Regions from separate parts of the Homo sapiens genome. Here region 1 is linked to region 2. Evidence: read pairs that join two places in POLR2A ChIA-PET (ENCODE). Cell type or tissue: OCI-LY7. All regions are shown on one strand. Links, peaks and the distances in the headings refer to the core of each region. The heading gives the core; the rest is flanking DNA. Region 1 has its middle 4.2 kb from the start of DNAH7. Region 2 overlaps LINC01825 (long intergenic non-protein coding RNA 1825).

The links. Peaks named below come from ENCODE experiments on the same cell type or tissue, not always from the same donor. Only the 100,000 strongest peaks of a DNase experiment are listed, where the experiment ranks them.
Region 1: POLR2A ChIA-PET joins it to region 2 with 9 read pairs; 3 of 35 experiments call an interaction of 5 or more read pairs at or near these places.

Annotation. Positions count from the first base shown.
Region 1 is chr2:196,071,602-196,074,521 of GRCh38, forward strand. No RefSeq gene overlaps it. Among named protein-coding and RNA genes, the nearest start is that of DNAH7, 4.2 kb to the left of the region's middle. In OCI-LY7, for the core only: no CTCF peak of the experiment used is centred there; no DNase peak of the experiment used is centred there.
Region 2 is chr2:195,537,534-195,540,453 of GRCh38, forward strand. LINC01825 (long intergenic non-protein coding RNA 1825) reads left to right here. Exons shown (of 3, transcript NR_186609.1): 2 at 508-599; 3 at 779-2,749. Among named protein-coding and RNA genes, the nearest start is that of LINC01825, 6.0 kb to the left of the region's middle. In OCI-LY7, for the core only: no CTCF peak of the experiment used is centred there; a DNase peak (open chromatin) is centred at 1,598.

The DNA.
Region 1 (2,920 bases), core at 298-2,797, 530 kb after region 2:
GATGTGGATGTTTAAAGGTAAAAGGTTGAGGATCATTTTACTGCTTTGGATACCTGAATGGATGGTGGTATCGTTCACTGAGTAAGAAAAAGGAGGAGAATAAACAGGCTTTACAGAGAAAGTGATAAGTCCAGCATTGGGCAGATTGAGTGTGAGATATCTATAGGACATGGAAGTGTGTATGTGGCTGGTAGACACTGCACATATTGGTCAGAGCTCAGAAGATAATTCCTGGGCTAAGGACATGGATCTGAGGCTTACATATAAATGACATCTGAATCCATGAGCATACATGAAATGGTTCAAGGAGTATGTAGGGACAGAACGGAAAGGAACCTAGTAAAGAAAAAACTAAAACCTAAACACTACCAATCTTTATGAATTGGATAGAGGGGGATCCTGCAAAGAAAATCGAGAAAAAGTAGCTAGATATAACAGGGAACTCAGAATATAGAATCATAGAAACAAAGAAAAACAATATTTCAGGAAAAAGAATATAGAGAACAGTATCAAAAGCTTCTGACAATATGTAATCTAAGGATTTAAAAGTATCCATTGGATAGAGTGCCAAGGAAGTCATTGGTGAACATGGCAAAGGAGTTTCAGTACAATGCAGTGGGAGGATTTGGGGCCAGATTCCAGAGGCTGAAGAGTGAAAGGAGGGAGACTGCCAGAATAGACAATCTTCAGAAAGTTTAGGTTATGAATAAGAGAGATAGACTGGGGACTGAATGGATTCAGGGAGAGAGGCACTATATTTTTTCAAATAGGAAAGTTTTGTTTGTGTTTAAATGCAAATAGGAAAGGAGAAGATGAAGATAGAGGAAAAAGTAAAAGGAGATAGGATTAATTTCAGATGGAGAGATCTTATAAGCACGCCTTGTAAAAGGAAGAAGAAGGAAGGATGAGTGGAAATGTGGGTGTTTAAAGCTTGCTTGTGTGTAGTTGGGGACATCCCCCCCCAAAAAAAATGAATTTTATTTTTTCTGTGGTATAGAAAGCAAAATCACCTTTCAAGAACGAGAAGAAAGGTAGGAGGCAGGGGATGGTCAAAAATTTGAGGAGGAAGAAGTTTCAATGACTATGTGGCAGAAATGGAGAGAGAACAAAAGTGATTAAAGAAATAGAGGAAAAGCTCAGCTGAAGTTGAAGCCTCTGAATCAGCGCCAGCCACTATCCACTTGGCTCTGCACCACTCTCCAAAGGTCTTCAACAGACCAGACTTAGGTTCAGAGAAGACAAACACACAGTGTCTTTCCCAGGCTGGTATAACAGGAGAACAGAGCATGAGAATAGAGAATCTGATAAGAGTGAAGTTGAAATAAAAAATCACAGAAACTAAAATAATGAGTAGAGGAAGAAAGGACTGTTAACTGTGGAGAAAGGGAATGGGATGGAGAGGGTCTCAGAAAGGGTGACATAGTGAGAGAAACTAACTCTCAAAACACAAAGTGAAGCAGTGAGGGTATTGTCTCTGTGATTTCAGAAGTAGAGCTATTCCAGGTGTTGAGAATGTCCCCAGTGTGGCCACAGAAGTGGGGACTGAAGTAAAGGACTTTGCCATGGAAGGTCAAGGAACTAAGTTCCTCAAGCTATGGCTGTTCGCATGGATGCTGAAGTAGCATAGCGTAGGGGAGAACTGTGAGCCGATGTCTTCAACGAATGAAGCTGAGTCAAGGAGAGGAGATGCTATGAGCCTAAGATTAGTAAGAATTCATAGTGGAAAACAGAAGATAAATGTTGCAGACCCCATATCCCAAACTTGGAAGAATGGAAAAGCCTAAACAGAAATAGGCTTGAGGGAGAGACAAATTTCATTAAAGACCTGGAGATAAGAATAGAGTTCTCAGAATGGGTTGAAGATGTAGTTTTGTTTCATAGCCTAAGGGTACAGTGATAAGCGTTGAAAGTCAGTAAAGTACTAGGGGGTTCAGTCAGCCAATTAGAAGCAAAAAGCACTTAAGAAAAAAAAGATTGCCTCAAGGGTTTACTCCACAGGCAATAACCAACAGATATAAAGGTGTACTACGTTTAGCAGCTGCCAACCTGATGCCAAAAGAACTAGTCCCAGCAGTTCCGAGGTGTTTAGAAGGAGTTTCAGATTCTTGGCAAAAGTTCAAGGTTAACTGGATTGCTTCATGGAGGGTCATAGTCCACATGAGCAGGCCAGGAGACACTGAGGGATTCACAGCAACAGCATGAGACACAGATGAGCCTAAAAACATTAGCCATCCACCTTCCACTCTTTACCATCTGCCAGCTTTCCTTCTTCAATCCTCTGCTATCTCACTGTCCATTCACCTTCAATCTCAAAAGCCATCGTTGAAATCTACAAACATCAGGCTATTCTGACTTGCTACATTGCCTCCACTAGGCCACCATATATAGCTGGAGTCAACCTCTATTTTCAGGTCAACCCTGGAGTCAACCTCTGATTTGCAGAATCCTGTTTCTAAATTTGTCTTTGGGTGGGTATCTTGCCAGAATTATGGAAGGAAAGTAATTTTTTAAAAATTGGCAAGGACAATTCCTTTGTATTTGTCAGTTATCGTGATCCCTGTCAAGCAAGAGGAATGTGGCTTTCAGCACTGACTTCTTAGAGTAATTCTCACAATAATCAGTAATGTCACCAATTATACTGAATGCTGAGATGGGAGAAATAAGCTAGCTAATCTCTGTCCCCACTGTTCAGGTTAAGACCAGCGCAAAATCCTGATAAGAATCAATACAGTTCTCAAAATATTCTGAATGAAGTTTTTGTTTAGACATGTTGGACCACTGTATCTCACAAATTATAAAAAGGAACTTTATCAATCTTGTCATTTGTCTCTTGAAAGATCCTCTTTTGCACTTAGTGCTTGATTTGGGTAAAGCTGTCTGTATGCTTTTGGTTTACTAATCTATAAATATGGAAGTCCAT
Region 2 (2,920 bases), core at 262-2,761:
TTTCTCCCAGACTGTATAAAATTCAATGATAGAAAACATGCAGAATTATCTTGTAGAAGAAATAGAGAAAATGGAGAACAAGAGAGGCTATTAAAGACAGGAATTAATTTATGGCAGGGTAGGGAGGCTCATGCCTGTAATTCCAACATTTCGGGGAGCCAAGGTTGGTGAACTGTTTGTGCTCAGGAGTTTCAGTCCAGCCTGAGCAACACGGCAAAACCCCATCTCTACAAAAAATACAAAAATTAGCCAGGCGTGGTGGCGCATGCCTGTAATCCCAGCTACTTGGAAGACTGAGGAGAAAGGATCGCGTGGGCCCGGGAGGTTGAGGCTGCAGTGAGCTGTGATGATAAATACAGAAATAAATAAAAAGAAGAAAGGAATTAACTTTTGTTTAGGGAATACTATGCCAAACACTGTAGCAGGCAATTTGTATATACCATCTTATCTAATCTTACCATAACACCATGAGTCAGATATTCATATTTCTCATTTTTATATCTATAGATAAAGAAACCAGGACTCAAAGATGAAGTAACTTGTTCAAAGTCTGGCAGCTACTAAGTGACAGAGCTGAAATTCAAGCCACCAACTACAAGGTTCATATTCTGTTCACTTCATCAGGCTGTTTACTGTAGGCAAAAATACTATTTTACAGCCATAATTAAACAACTTTCTAGCAAACGGCATTTCTATCATTCTAGCACCACTAGCATTATCGCCTCTTCTCCCATTGACATATTTTTTTAAGGCACTAACCTGGAATTTCTTCTTCCAGTACAGATGGACTAAGGGGGCGCAAACCCCCCTGGGTGAAACAACAAAAAGAAAAACAGATAAAATATATTAAACAACAGCTCTCAAGATACTAGCATCAGGCAACAAACCAAAGTGATCCCTGTGAGATAGTAAACAAATGAGGTGAACCCTATGACAGGTGCAACTTACTGCTTTGCAGAGTTTCCAGGCCATGACACTAAGAGGAGATATCCAAGCAGAGCCCAGTGAATGACCCAGATTGAGGAGACAGAGCTGAAAGTCCAAGAAGACCCAAGGCAGCTGGAATTTGCAAGACCGAGTACCAGAGAAAAGAGGGCTGAGCAGAGATAGAATTCCAGAGATTTGTAAAGGGTCTCCCTTAAGTATTTAGCAGAGTATTAATCATTGTAGGCATTTGAGGCAGTTACCTGTGGCCAGGAAAAAAACCACCCAAGAGGATTAAAGGAAACAGTGTTTTAGCACTCACACAAGGCCAGAAATAGCCTATTTTCCCATCCAGATTGACTTAACTTCGTAATTTGTGGGGCTTTGGGTAAAAAAGTCTACTCATTAGTTAGTCTTACCTCAGTAGTAGGGAATAAGTAGATGTAGACTAAACACTATACTGGTACCACCAAAAAAGCTTTAAAAACAGACTTAAAAGAAGTAAATGCTTTTCAAGTAATTTAACTGCATCCTAGAACAAAAGACATGCAATTGGAGTCCCTGAAAGGAGGATGTGAGAAAAAATATTACAGGAAATAATGACTAAAATTGTTTCAAATTTGATGAAAGGATAGACACAAGAAACTCAACAAAACTCAAAGCGTACAAGAAACATGAAGAAGCCAGGTGCAGTGGCTCATACTTGTAGTCCCAGCTGCTTGGGAGGCTGAGGCAGGAGGATCTCTTGAGCCCAGTAGATTGAATCTGCAGTGAGCTGTGAACGCACCACTGTACTCCAGCCTGGGAGACAGAGCAAGACCCTATCAAAAAAAAAAGGAAGAGACATGAAGAAAACTACACTAAGGCACACAATAATCAAACTGCTCAAAATCAGTGATAAAGTGAAAATCTTAAATGCAACCAGAAGGAAAAAGACATTATATACAGAGAAACAACGATAAGGATGACATTAGATTTAACTTCAGTAATAATGCAATCCAGAAAACAGTGGAACAACATTTTTAAAGTGCTGAAAGAAAAAAGCTAGAATTCTACTCTCAGTAAAAATGTCTTTATAAGAATTTTTTTCCTTTTTTTCTTTTTTCCTTGAGATGAAGTCTCACTCTGTTGCCCAGGCTGTTCTTGAACTCCTGAGCTCAAACAACTCTCTGCCTTGGACTCCTAAAGTGCTGGGTGGGATTACAGGCGTGAACCACCGTGCCTGGCCAGGACATTTTTGGACATACGAAGCTGAAAGAGTTCATCACCAGCAAATCCATACTACAAAAAATGTTAAAGAAATTCTTCAGGCAGAAGAAAAATACCCTATATGAAAATTTTAATCTGCACAAATAAATGAAGAGAACCAAAAATGGTAATACATGGCATGATTGTTAATTTTATGTGCCAACTTAGTGGCCATGAGGTGCCCAGATTAAACATTATTCCTGGATGTGTTTGTGAGGGTGTTTCTGAATGAGATTACATTTGAATCAGCGGACTCAGTAAAGTAGATTGCCCTCCCAGTGTGGATGGGCCTCATCCAATCTGTTAGGAGCCTAAATGGAATAAAGTGTGGCAGAAAGGAAAATTCACCCCTTTTGCTTCCTGCCTGTCTGGTTGAACTGAGACATCTCATCCCATCTTCCCTAGCACTCAGATTGGGATTTACAACACCAGGTCCCTTGGTTCTCAGGCCTTTGGACTTGGACTGAATTACACCACTGCTTTCCGCGGTCTCCCAACTCGTGGATGGCAGACTGTGGGACTTCTTAGCCTCCATAATCATCGGAGCCAATTTCTCATAATAAACATATTTACTATACCCTACTGGCTCTGTTTCTTTGGAGAACTCTGACCAATACACATGAGTAAATACATAAAGTATTTTTTCTTATTTACATCTATTAAAAGATAGTTGACTGTTTACCCAACAGTAGTAACAATGTGTTTGGGGGTTTATAATATATGTAAAGGTGAAATGCATAATACTAAC